3 separate regions of the Homo sapiens genome follow, and regions 2 and 3 are each linked to region 1. The links are chromatin contacts, found by Hi-C or POLR2A ChIA-PET in ENCODE. All regions are on one chromosome and are shown on one strand. Each heading gives the region's core, a stretch centred on a gene start or an enhancer-like site at or near the end of the contact. The rest is flanking DNA. Distances are from core to core; before and after follow the strand shown.

What was found. Hi-C counts contacts between places; a loop is a spot of excess contacts on that map. ChIA-PET counts read pairs that join two places held with the same protein, here RNA polymerase II (POLR2A). Pooled maps may share reads with other maps.
Region 2: a loop to region 1 is called in a map of Caco-2, with 6 times the contacts of the local background. The contact joins two enhancer-like sites. A Hi-C loop is called at or near these places in 2 of 168 maps with a recorded cell type or tissue (Caco-2 and colonic mucosa), 1 of 37 single-sample maps with no recorded cell type and 2 of 50 pooled maps. POLR2A ChIA-PET finds 5 or more read pairs at or near these places in 1 of 52 experiments (Caco-2).
Region 3: a pooled map shows a loop between it and region 1 (2.3-fold over the local background). The contact joins two enhancer-like sites. A Hi-C loop is called at or near these places in 1 of 168 maps with a recorded cell type or tissue (Caco-2) and 2 of 50 pooled maps. POLR2A ChIA-PET finds 5 or more read pairs at or near these places in 6 of 52 experiments (AG04450, BJ, HCT116 and 3 more).

The regions. Positions count from the first base shown.
Region 1 is chr6:139,706,709-139,711,108 of GRCh38, reverse strand. No RefSeq gene overlaps it. Among named protein-coding and RNA genes, the nearest start is that of FILNC1, 62 kb to the left of the region's middle. Within about 2 kb of position 2,073, at least 6 of the 41 ENCODE cell types and tissues checked have a DNase peak (open chromatin) inside an H3K27ac peak, as active enhancers do; they include Panc1, where a contact is called at or near this core.
Region 2 is chr6:139,653,509-139,657,908 of GRCh38, reverse strand. No RefSeq gene overlaps it. Among named protein-coding and RNA genes, the nearest start is that of FILNC1, 120 kb to the left of the region's middle. Within about 2 kb of position 1,633, at least 4 of the 41 ENCODE cell types and tissues checked have a DNase peak (open chromatin) inside an H3K27ac peak, as active enhancers do.
Region 3 is chr6:139,741,903-139,746,302 of GRCh38, reverse strand. No RefSeq gene overlaps it. Among named protein-coding and RNA genes, the nearest start is that of FILNC1, 27 kb to the left of the region's middle. Within about 2 kb of position 2,527, at least 2 of the 41 ENCODE cell types and tissues checked have a DNase peak (open chromatin) inside an H3K27ac peak, as active enhancers do; they include Panc1, where a contact is called at or near this core.

The sequences.
Region 1 (4,400 bases), core at 824-3,323:
CCCTTCTCTTTTCCTTTTCAATGTTAACCCCCAAAGGTTAGATTTTCTTCAAAGTGACTGGTAGTGTTACTAGTTCAAGTCTACATTTAGTTCAATTCTACAGAGAAAATATGTCACATATTGTTCTCCACGCAGGCTGAATGTTGTGGTGTCTGCCATTTCTCCTAATATGTTAAATTAAAAATATGAACCAGTCATAAGCATCTACTAATATTTGATGAAGGATGCTTTTTTTGTCCTTCCAAAAAGCCTAAAATTGGACTTGGAATCTCATACAGTCTTTCTAGTTAGAGTGATGACAAAAAAGAAACATCTGCACTGTGGCAGCCACAGGGCTGCTGTAGATCTTGGCCCTGGAGGTTGTCCTATTTTCAACCCCCTTCCTTGCTTCTACTCCACCCTGCAGATACTGCTGCCAAAGTGTTGATTGTGTGGGTGCATAGCTCAGTTTCACTCAGGATCTTATTGATAACTATGAAGCTGCAAAGACAGAGGTAGGCTAGAAGTGCATATTGTCCCTTAAGCAAATTATCAAGATACATGAAGTGCTCACATCAACTGGAAAGTCAAAAATAATGAATGTTGGTTTAAGAACTCTATTCCTATGTGCATTCAAGTACTTTTTTTTTTACTACTGTCAAAAGTCCTTACAATGCAGAGAATCAAATTTTTAAGAAATCCTACCAGACACAGAGACTTTAAAAAAATCTTCTGGTGTTATTTACATTCTATGACTTTCCAACAAACATAAAAAACGAAGGTCTTAGTCTGATCATCACCAAAGAAGAAGTGTTCTGTGTAACTGGCTTGAAAGTGGAATAATTTCAAAAGAAATAACAGGAACTAACAAATATTTATTGACTGCTTGCTATGTCCTTGGCATTCTTCTTGGCATGAGAATGTAAAGCAAGAGAAGCTATGATTTCTGTTTTCAATAAATTTGCAGTCCATTTGGACAGGTAGAATAAATAGGGCAAGTAAAACCATACAAGAATTATTGAGTTCTTCCTACTTCTTATTATACGAAGGGCATGGTATGCATTTTCCCCTTTAACATAACATGCAACATCCAACAGTCGGGAAAGGTATTATTCTACCCATTTTGCACATTAGGAAACTGAGGCTCACAGATGTGAAGATAATGACTCCAAGTCTAACAGCTAGTAAATTATAGACCTAGATTCAAACCCAAGACTATGATGCCAAACCCCAGGTGCTTATTAAGCACTGCACTATGGTACTCCAGTTTTTAAAGTCAAATTCAAGCACTCCTTTGCAAACATTTAATAGTCCCCCCAAAGCCAAAATAAAAATATAGGCATTTTCTGTGGCACATCTGATGTCCAGAGTAATGAATGGGTGTGGCCAAACAGTATTTATGACATGACATTTAGAATGACATTTCAAGGTCAAATGTTACCCAACTGTGCAGGACCATATTCAATTCTTGGATTATGAAAGTGCAGACCCAGTTTCTCAAGGTCTCTGGGATAAAGTTCAAATTAGGTTGTTTAACAGAGTGCAGTGCTTAATAAGCACCTGGGGTTTGTCATCACAGTCTTGGGTTTGAATCTAGGTCTATAATTTACTAGCTGTTAGACTTGGAGTCATTATCTTCACATCTGTAAGCCTCAGTTTCCTAATGTGCAAAATGGGTAGAATAATACCTTTCCAGACTGTTGGATGTTGCATGTTATGTTAAAGGGGAAAATGCATACCATGCCCTTCGTATAATAAGAAGTAGGAAGAACTCAATAATTCTTCTATGGTTTTATTTGCCCTGTTTATTCTACCTGTCCAAATGGACTGCAAATTTGTTGAAAACAGAAATCATAGGAGAAAAATAAGAACTAACTACAGACTTGCTAGCCAACACTTTGAAAGTGACCTGGTAATGAACGTCAGTTCTGCAGCATATGTGCTATAGCAGTCTTCTAGCGACCGACCCAGTGAGCTGGTAGCAAGAGCCCAGCATACTTGAAACTGCTGTGGCATTCAAGCTCCTCAACTATTCTGCACATTCCTGAAGCGTTACTATGATAAAGTGTTCACTGATGCACAGATAACAGCAAAGCCAGCAAGGGGGAAACACGACTTTTAGAACGACGTTTCAAGGTCAAATGTTACCCAACTGTGCAGGACCATATTCAATTCTTGGATTATAAAAGTGCAGACCCTGTTTCTCAAGGTCTCTGGGATAAAGTTCAAATTAGGTTGTTTAACAGAGGGCTCTTATCAGTTTTATGAGCAGCTTTCTCCAGAATTTAGCTAGCTCACTTGATAGCATAAGGCAAGAGGAATTTTCCAGCAGCAGACCCAGGCACCAAACAGTGACAAGAGCTGTGCTCTGTTCTGATACAGATTTAACATTTATCCCAGGAAGCTCTTCTCCAAGGAGTTTGGAGTATACAATTTTCTCTAAGACTCATTCAAACCCATTGGAAAATCCCCCTGAAGTGCCTCACCAAACTTCATCCTCTGTGACCCTTAATATAAAATAAAGAAGGCACTGGTTGGTACTCCCTAAAGGAAGTATGCCCAGACTAATGAATGGGTGTGACCAAACAGTATTTAAGAAGACTTTATACATGTTCTTCAACAATTGAACTTCTGCTGGACTGGAGCCAATCTGGACATGTTACCAATTTTGGCATCTGCTTGCCAGGAGTCTGTACTCTGATAGTGCAATGGGTTAACAAATTGAGACATTAATTTAGGTTTTGTTTATCCCTGCATTTTTTTTGTTCCTACCTACCACCATCCCATTCCAAAAAAAAAGGCAGTCAGGTGCTCTGTGCTGCTGGTCTCAGTGGAGATTTTTGTTACAGACATTTCCTGAAAACATCCCTGTCCTCTTCCTGTTCCTGTCTCCTTCCTGACTTTTGCACAGAAAGCCTGGATTCCTTGTGGGGATTAAGCTATGGTTCATGGAGAGGCAAGAAAATAGGTGGATGCTTTGGGAAGGAAAGGTAGGAAGCCACAGTGGGAAGCTCAATGTTTTCCTAGGAAGGGAATAGAATGGAAGGTCCCATTGGTGGTGAGGGTACATGTCTCACTTTCTTGCAGTACTTTGAAAGGTAGCAAAAAATTTCAAAAGATATGGCTGTGTGGTGAATCCAGAAAGCTAGATCCTAGGAACTAGCGCTCCCAGCTCAGGCAAACACCATTCATAGCCTACTTGGTATTGGGACAACGGAGCCATCCACATTTGAGGACCTGTTGGGCATGGACCACGAGGATATCAACAGCAACCCAACTTTTCAGGCAGCATTTTAGGTTTTTTTGATGACCCTAGAGTACTCAAAATGACTGAGACAGAATCTACTGCTCAATTGGCAGGAGATTTAATTTGATTTAGAAACACATGACTGTTCTCCCATACCTGAGTTCCTTCCAACTCTAACAATAATTTGAGCTTCAATATTCTTATGGTTCTATTCTGTGACTCTTCCCCCACACTACCTCTGCCTTCCTGAATGCCCCTATAACTCCTCTCCCTCCCCCCGCAACCCACACACAGTCACACACAGCTATACCTGTACCATTCTTGCTTGTGGTTGATAGAGGGATTTTTAATTTCCAATAAAAGAGAACAGTCACTCATAACTTTGATATAAAAACCATAAAGATTTATCTTCACTTAAATATGCAACTAGAAATGCCAAATAATTTGCCAATTCATTACCTTTTGAAGAGTATCCTGGAAAATTTGAGCTAAAATTAAGTGAAACTTTTGCCAAAAGGAACATTTGAATTTTGCTTTATTGAGCTATTACACTAAAATATTCTCTTCTTTAAAGTTTCTGTAGTGATATGCTGGATTCAAAGCAATCTTCCAATTGTTTTATCATTAGCTTGAAGCAAAAGAAAATGAAAAGCATGACAAGGCATAAAATTGGCCTTAGCAATATCTAAGCTTGGTTCAGCCGTGACCATTATGCTCAATGCTCTTACAGTGTGAACAAAACAGCCATAAAATCAGTTTATTGTTTTTAATTTTACGATCCATGATTTATTTTGTTTAACTTTAGTGACAGCCTGCGATCCCAGTAAGTGTCTTCAGTTAGGAAATGCAAGCAGGAAATCAAGACCCAGAAGTCATTAGTTGTAGCATGGACTCATCTCATTTATCTTCCTGTATAACTACCAGAGTGTGATCTATGTGATTCCTATTACACAAATTAACAATGGCAATTGTGAAATAAGAATCGTTTAAAGAATGAAATAGATCTTACGTTGTTAGCTTAAACCTTCTTGGCACTCTATAGACCCTGGACAACTAGAACCTACGTCCTATATTTTAAATATTTTAAATTCAAGCCCTCCCCAAAGCACAATTTTCAAATAAAGAGGTAAGACACAATTCCTACAAGTTTTGTAGTCAGGAAGACCTGACCTTT
Region 2 (4,400 bases), core at 384-2,883, 53 kb after region 1:
GCGCCTGTAATCCCAGCTACTCGGGAGGCTGAGGCAGGAGAATGGCATGAACCCAAGAGGCGGAGCTTGCAGTGAGCCGGGATAGCGCCACTGCAGTCCAGCTTGGGCGAAAGAGTGAGACTCCGTCTCAAAAAAAAAAAAAAAAAAAAAAAAAAAAAAAAAAAAAAAAAAGGAGTATGAAGACATGGTTATCCACATTTTAAATATGAGTTACCTAAGATTTAGCAGGGAGCTTGTTCAAAATCACATGACCAATAAGATAATAAAATCAGGATTTCAAGTGTTGCGGATTCTGAAGAAATTACTTCTAGCCAGTAAGCAATAATATATCAAACACCAGAGTTCAAAATACCACACACCTATGTGCACCATCCACATACTTTTGTGCACATGTATGTACACACATCTAAACAATATATAAATGTCAGTTGTTTGGTATGTGAAATGCCTTTTTTTCCTTGATGTTTTATTCCCCAAACAGGCATAGCTGCTTTAGAATTATAATGGCTTCACTCTAGGAGACCCATGATACAAGGGACTGCGAAGACTCTAAAGGAGTTATTTCATTCCATAGGGACCATATTATGCATGTTATGAATGTTTAAGATAGAGTGCACAGTCTGTCATGTCAACTCTGATCTACTTCAATGACAGATTATTTTTCTTCCAGCACTAGTGGTTTAAATATATCAGCTACCAAAAAAGAGGACATTTTTCTTGGAGTTTAAACACACAAAAAAATCATGATAGAACCACACAACAGAATTCAAGTAGCATTAAAACTCTGACTTAAACCCACAAAAGCAAAGAAATGCAACATTTAGACAAACAATTCAATAAGCATCAAAGTCCTTAATTCACCCTGGATAGACAGTAGTAGTTACATGTAACACACACAAACTTACATTTGTGGAGTATTACTATGTGCAGGATACCATGCTGAATGTTATACATGAATTATCTCATTTACTCTTCACCATAAGCTTGTGAGATAAAAATGATGATTACTACTTTTTTCAGTATGAGAAAATTGAAGCTCAGAAAGGTAACATTAACTTGTTCAAGGGCACTCAGCTAGAAACAGACAGAGCTGGGGTTCCAACATAGGCTTCAGAAACTAAGCTCATAATTTCCACGTCTATGTACACATATAATGTATTTGCATTAAAGCAGAGAAACCAAATTTTAGCACTAGGAAAATTCAAATTTGCATGAGGCAAACATCAAAATGTCCAGAAGTCAATTTGTATGACAAAATATTCAAAAGGTGATATTCATTCATGAAACATATTCAGGCTTCTAAAAAATCTTTGCTAGACTCTCGCTTCACTAGATGATGACTTCAAATAACATTTGTCTATTTTTGCTTGAGGCTCTTGCTGAGACTAAAACAGTGGGGGGTGGGGGTGGAATGTTTTAAAAGGTTAAAGGAAGTATATTTTCTAGTATACTTTAACCTTTTTTAAAATGGAAAGCCATATTTGATCCATTTGTGTCCTAGATTTATGTTGGCAAACAGCTCTCGTCACTTGAGCCAACTCTAAGCAACCCATGCACCTTGAAATGAATCCTGAGATCGTGCCCAGAGAGCAGTGATTGATTAGCATTGTCTGTCATGGCAGGGGCGTGGCAGCATGCATGACCTGTATTTGACAGCCCTGCCCTAGACAAACAAATCCACCCCTCCTGAAACATACTCCAGAGAAGTCTGTGTCTACAAGCAGGCAAAGTAGAAGGGAGGGACAGAGGGAGGAAAGAGGGAAGAAAAGGAGAGAGGAAGGGAAAGGCAGGAGGGAAGGGAGGGAGAAAGGAAGGAAGGGAGAGAGGCAGAAAGGAAGAAAGGATGAAAGAAGGTAGGTAGAAGGAAGGAAGGAGGGAGGGAGGAAGGGGAGAGGGAAAGAAGGAAGACTTAGGATAACTATCTTGATAATTGGTTAAAGGATAAAGGAGTAAATTTTGACCTGAAATGTCCAGACTGATTAACTCCATGGATAAAACTGACTTGGTAATGGTTGAACTTCGCACATATTTTGTTTTTGTGTCACCTATCCATCAAATGTCTCCTTACTATCCCATATAAGCAGCACACCCACCCTTGCCACCATAACTGGACTCAACTATTTCCCTGTCCATATTTCCCTTCTCCTTTCCCTCTCTGTTGCTATAGTTCCTTAGTTTACATCATGCCTCCTTGACGAATCCTGCCACAGGTGGCCTAGGGCAAGATCTTAAAGGTTGTCTCTCAAGTGACCCCAGAAGGGCTTTATTGTGGTGATTTTACCACAATCCCCGGGGAGTCCTTAAAGCTCTACAGATGAGGACACGGAAGGTCGCCTAGCTGGTTAGTGACAAAACTGGCGATTTAAATTCAACTTTTCCACACTTCAGATGTGCCTGACTATCACTTCCTGACCTGCCCAATATAATCATTTTCTAGCAACTGGAATACTGGGTTTTATTCTCTAACCCACCCCTTTACTGTCTCTTTCTCTTTATTCACTGGCCTTTACATGTGAACAGACTGTCTCTCCACTGAGCCTGGGAAAGCTCTGTGGGCTGAATTCTTGGAGGAGCAGTGTGAGTTGGGAAAGAAAAGCAAGATTAGCCATCAGAAGATTGGGCCTCCAGTTCTGGCTCTGCCACATTCTAGCCAGGTAACCCCGGTTAAGTCATCTCTCTGAAACTGAGTTTCCTCATCCATAAAGCGGGGTGAATAATTACCCCTTCTATTGCCCAGGGTTGTTCTAAGGACCAGTAAGGTGTCGTGTTTGCAAGCAGTTGGTAATGTATTAAATACTATATGCCTGGAGGCACTGTTACATTCCCTTTATGCCCTGCACAGCCTTAGTTTCACAGAAGGGGCAGATCTGGCCTCCTGGACTTTTGTACTTCAGCCTCACAAATGCTATTACCTGAACAGACGTTACCCCAGAACAGACTGGGCTTTTCCTCAGGATCCCATTCCCACGTCCTCACTCCACAAAACTCTGCACAATGTAAATATGGCCACTGATACAATATTGGTGAGGCATTTATTTTGTTTTCTAGCCTTTGTCAGTGTTGACATTCGTAAAGAAGAGGGATTGTTTTAATACCGACTCAATACTGTGTGGTATATGATGAAACAGCACTGCTGCCGTTTACAACTTTATTCTGAAGAAAATGTAGTCCTGTACCTGCCAACATCTGAAAGCTATAAATAGTGAGAAAAATCGAGAAGCCCAAAAACTCCATTGAAGTGTATTGGATTTGGAGATTTTCTTGGATGGCCAGAATGGAAAAATATTTTGCTAAAAAATAGGGAGTGTTGCTCCGACTGGCATACAGGCTGAAGGTTTAGTTAGTATTTACTCAGCCTGTGGCAAGGGAACACTCGGCTGTTTATTTCAGTGGAGGGGATGTTGGTAGACGCTGTTTGTCTAGTCAGAAATGCCCTTTGAGACAGCAAGGCTACCTGTGACCAATTTTCAACTAAATTTATCTTTGGACTTTGTGTAAGTAATCCAGCCTTCACCAAATCCATTTGGTCTTCTGTGTCACCATGTCACGGAATCCTTACCAAAAATCTCCCAGCTTTGGCCCACAATGATGGCTTCTGATTATTCAGCCAAAGCTGAGTTTGAGACTGAAATGTGAGCTCTGGATAAGTAGACCGAGTTTTGTTTAATGTAGGAAATAGCTATCACTTATTAAATAAAATAGACTGATATTTAACCGGTCATTTTCAAACCTCTTTGCCCCTTGCTCCATAGAAGAATAAATAACACATACTATTATTGACCATTGATCATTGTAACTAGCTTCATTTCATGAAAGCAATTTATGTTTTACTTTATTTCTTACTTGAAAGTGCAGCTAAGGTTTTTAATAACTACTTTCATTGCCATTCTGACACTGACATGGTGAACGCTCGAAAAATGTATTATTTTTCACTCTCAAGCACTGCAAGTGTATGTTCTTTTGACAAAACACAATAGTTTAAAGGACAGAATGGCTGTAATAAAGGGCAAAAATGTGTTTCCCAAATTGTGATTAAATATCAATTACTCTTTGTTAATCAATTTTATTTATTTTCCTTGGCATTCATTTTCATGTGTAATCCCACAGTGTTTTGGGGGCATTGTTATCAAACTGCTCAGATTGAAAGATAGCTCTTTTGAGCCTGGCAAAATACTCAGGCAAAGACTATATCTCCATGACAGTTCACAGATATTTGACTAGGGCAAAAATCAGGCATAAGAATTTGTGAAGCAGGGCTATGATTTGTTTTGTTTTTGTTTTTGTTTTTTGGGTTTTTTTCCCCCATTGTTTTGCTTGTATTCCTCTGTTTATCTCCACATCCTTGTTTCTGCATAATTAACCATTTAATTTTCTCTAAAACCCCGTGAACAGTCATTATT
Region 3 (4,400 bases), core at 1,278-3,777, 35 kb before region 1:
CTTTGTGCCAAGCACCAAGTTAAACACTTCATATCCATGAATTATTGTGATCTTCACAGTCCTGCAAGGCAGTTACCATTTTGCAAATGAAAAAACTGGAGGTCAAGGGCCAAGCAGTTAGTAAGTGAAGAAGTGGAATTCAAACTCCCCTAGGAGTTGCAAGCCCTTCATTCTTTCAGTCACACAGTGTGGCCTCTGTATATTGCCAAGTTTGGTACTTGACACAGAACGGATATGCCCGACTTCTACTTCATCATTACATTTATTGATAAAAACATTCAACAGTTCCAGCCCAGTACTAAGTCTTGTTGCAAACCAATAGAGACCCCCTGACACTGGACACAAATTGTCTTATGGTGGTTCTTGGTTATAGGTCTTCAGCCAGTTATTAATTCACATAAACTCACCATATTTTATTTCCATGTATTTCTATATGTATAACCCAATACTCCATTAAATTCTGCACTGAAGACTATAAAAATGCAACTAATTTACTTTGGCATGAATTGTTTTAATAAGTCAATGCTGATTTCTAATTATCACCACTTTCTATGTTCAATACTCACAGTCATGAAAACAAGCTGATAAGCTCAATACAATTTTCTAGAAAGTTTTTAAAAAATTGTATTAAGATCACTAGCTTCTTTTTTTTCTGCAGTCTACTTAAAAAAAACTGGAGCAATATTAACTTATATCTATTTTTCTAGGGTAAGGGGGAGACATTCCCCATTTTCCATAGCTTTCCATATTTTGGAGAACGAAACAGATTTTGCAAACCAAATATACAAAATTCCTATGTTATAAAAATGAAATTTTCTGTTTAGATACTTAACATGAGTTAAAGAAAGTGAATGTTTTCCTACCATAACATTACCAATCTTGGGCTTCAATTCCATCATACTGGTGATGTGAAGATCCTGGATAGAGAAGATTTATAAATACAGTCAATAATTATACATTCTCTGTGATATATTTTTAAGGTAACACTATCTGTGCCAGGACCAGGTCTCCATTACTGTACTTTCTCTGAATATTGCTTTTAAAATCATTTTTGTGTTAATCAGTATTTTTCACAAGACTCAGATCATTTCTAGCTTTATACTTGTTAAGAGCTTTGAGGTATTTTTGTTGTCATTTTTATTGGTCTGTGATAATGTGTCCTTCCTCCCGTCTTATTTATACACCCTTTTGAACTCTGGCATCAAGGATAAGTGAAGTCATACAAGTGAAAATATTTCTGGAAGCCAATGTTATTAGAGCCTTAAATTTAAGTGACATGGTCCGATCGGTAGAAGAACTTAGGGTTTGAAAATATTATAAAACATCGTAACATTAGCACATCCTTCTCTGCTTCCCTTCCTCCTGTTTTTCATTCCCTGTAATTCATGAATGATGACATTAAGAATTAATCTTCTAAACAGAGCCTATTAACCGAAATATTACAGTTGGAAGAGGGTATCTCTGTTTCTATAACCTAGACACTCACTCATCAGATGTTTGTAGACAGGGTCACTTTTATAATTGTCAGTTGGAAAGTCGGCATGCCTTTTTCAGAGGTGGACTAATTTGTTTTGAAAACCAGATTTTGGAAGAGTCAAACTATAGGGCAGAAGCGAATCATTTGCAGGGCTGGGAATATTATTTTCTCCCCTGGGACCACTTTTATTTGCTTGTCCTACATCTTCTTGAGTGTCATATGGGATTCAGTTCATCTTTCTTCTCTTGTGAAGAATCTATGTTGAAATTTCAGTATAAAGGGAGATCAGTAGGAATTCAGTTGCTTTAAACCCAGAAAGCCATTGATTTGCTTATTTAATCTTGTTCAGATCAGTGTTTTTTAGAAAACAAAACTAATAGTAAAAAGAGTTTCAAGAGGATATTTTTCCTAGACCAGATTTAAATGAAAAAAACTCTTTTTTATTATTCTTAAAAGACAATCCTCTTTGCCATACTGCATCCAAGAAGCCACAATTTCTTCCTCAGCTAAGACATCGTCATATCTGCTTTGACTTGTCTTACAACGAAGCAAGTATTTGCAAAAGGATTAAGAGTATTCAAGACATTGTAAGAAGCATGAGCAGCTCTCCCATCACAGGCATTGACTTTGACACCCAGTTCCCTGGACTGTGCTATTATAAGTGGTGCCTTTTTCAAAGCCCTTTTCCATATCCATGCACAGGTGGAGAGGGAGTTAGGGTCTACTGTCATTTCCATTTCCTGCTCCCTGAGAAGCCTCTCCTTCTATCTTTTAGTCTCAGATTGAAATAGAAGACTCCCAAGTAGTAAAAAGCTCATTAGCAGAGAAAATTTCTATTTCCAAGACAGAATCTGTTTATTTCATGAGAGAAGAAATTGATGGTAGTTAATGTCTAATGGAGGAAATTGTCCTTTGGACTGGGCTACACCAAGGCTACTATAGGAATGAATCATACACCGGACTCCTACTTTTTTATATCTGCATACCTTTACAATGTGTTGCCTTTTCCTGACTAAGCAGATTGCTCAATGTTAACAATGTGAAGGAATGAAAACAAAAATCTATCCAAGGACAACAAGTGCCTTGTAGCAAGTTTGTATTACCAATGCCCAACAATGGGTACTGAATGGCTAGCACATAATATGTTTGTGAAATTAATTCCTTTTTTGATTTATTTAGTTTCTACAGACAAGAAATGAGGGGGCATTGACAAGGCCTCTTGAAAAGTAAGGCACCAAGAAAATAAGATTACCTTCTGCCACTTAAACTCAAAAAAAAGCAAAATAGGTCAAAACAAACAAACTTGAATTCCCCAATGGCTCACAGCCTTGCAAATCTAGTGCTAGCTCTCTCACACATTATATAATTTTAAAGAATTTGTATAACTTCCTTGAGACTTTCTTTTTCCATGTGTAAAATTAAGAGGTTAATCTAAAATATCTTTAAGCTCCTTCTCAATTCAAGCATACCATGTATCCAAAGCAGCTCCCATAAATGTCTTGACAAGTATTGTCCAACAGTAATTTTTCTGGGGAGTCTCTCCCTTTGAAGAGAATACATATAGGAGGCCAACAATTTCAGGGTGTCATACATTTCAGAGTACTATACTTCCCACCTCATGGGCTCAGTAATCTTTTCTACTATTCCATTTATATGCCTGCCCTCCCCTTCTAAGCATTTGGTTCTTTTTATGAATCAATTGAAGAGTTCAGAGGGGTAAAGTAACCTGTCCAAAGTCATACAAAGTACCTAGGGATGAGGTCTAGATTTTTGTTTTGTTTTCTTTCCCAAGTTTCTCCTTGTGTTAAATGTGACCTTATTAAATGGTGTCATATTTATCACCATGACAAGACTTTTTGGGTTCCTGCTGGGCACACAGTAAGTTACCAGACCCCATGAGAATTTATGTGGCTTACAAAAGGCATGACTCCCACACATGAGCTTTCAATCTAAAATAATCCCATCTGTTCGACCTTTTGAGTACAGTATGTAAACATCTCTTTGTCCTTCACTAAGTAAATAGTACCACTATATTTCAATTTAAATAGTCTTTACAGATGAAGAAACAGAGTTTCAAAAGAAGTCAATTAATTTGTCCAAAACCATATGTCTAGAAATTACTAAGACTAGCACTAGAATGCAAGGTCTTCTTTCTTCTTGTTCAATTTATTTTGACCTAAACTATTTTACTTCTGAGCTGCATGGTACAGGGAAAAAAAATCAAAATCCTGTACAACTCAAAACCTTTTCTCTTATACATTAAAAACAGACTTCCCAAGTCTCAGAGATAACAGAGCCATTTTAAATCTAGCACAGTGAGTATCACAATCTCTCCTGGATAAAACAAACGGTAGACTTCAATCATTAACGAGCATCTTCTATGGTTAGGCAAAGAAAAAGCTAGGATCCCTGAGGATCACAAGACAGGGTAAGCCATGAGCCCTGCCCTCCATTTGGAGAGACAATGCAAATGGACTTTTAAAAGGACAACTTGTAGTGTAAGATAGTAAGTGAATAGAAAGTGGCAACTCTCCAGACTCACTAACACACATATTTATTATGTTCTATATTTAAGTTACTGAGTGTAACAATGACTGCTGAACTTCTTTTAACAGTGTTAAGTAATCCCTAAGAGAAGACTGAAGAAAGAACCAAACCGAGGCAGGCAGATCACTTGAGGTCAGGAGCTCGAGACCAGCCTGGCCAACATAGAGAAACCCTGTCTCTACTGAAAATAAAAAAATTACCTGGGTGTAGTGGTGGGTGCATCCCAGCTAGTCAGGAAGCTGAGGCAGGAGAATTGCTTGAGCCCAGGAGGTGGAGGTTGCAGTGAGCCAAGATCACACCACTGCACTCCAGCCTGGGCAACAGAACGAGACTCCATCTCAAAAAAAAAAAAAAATTCTTGACAAAGGAGCATTAT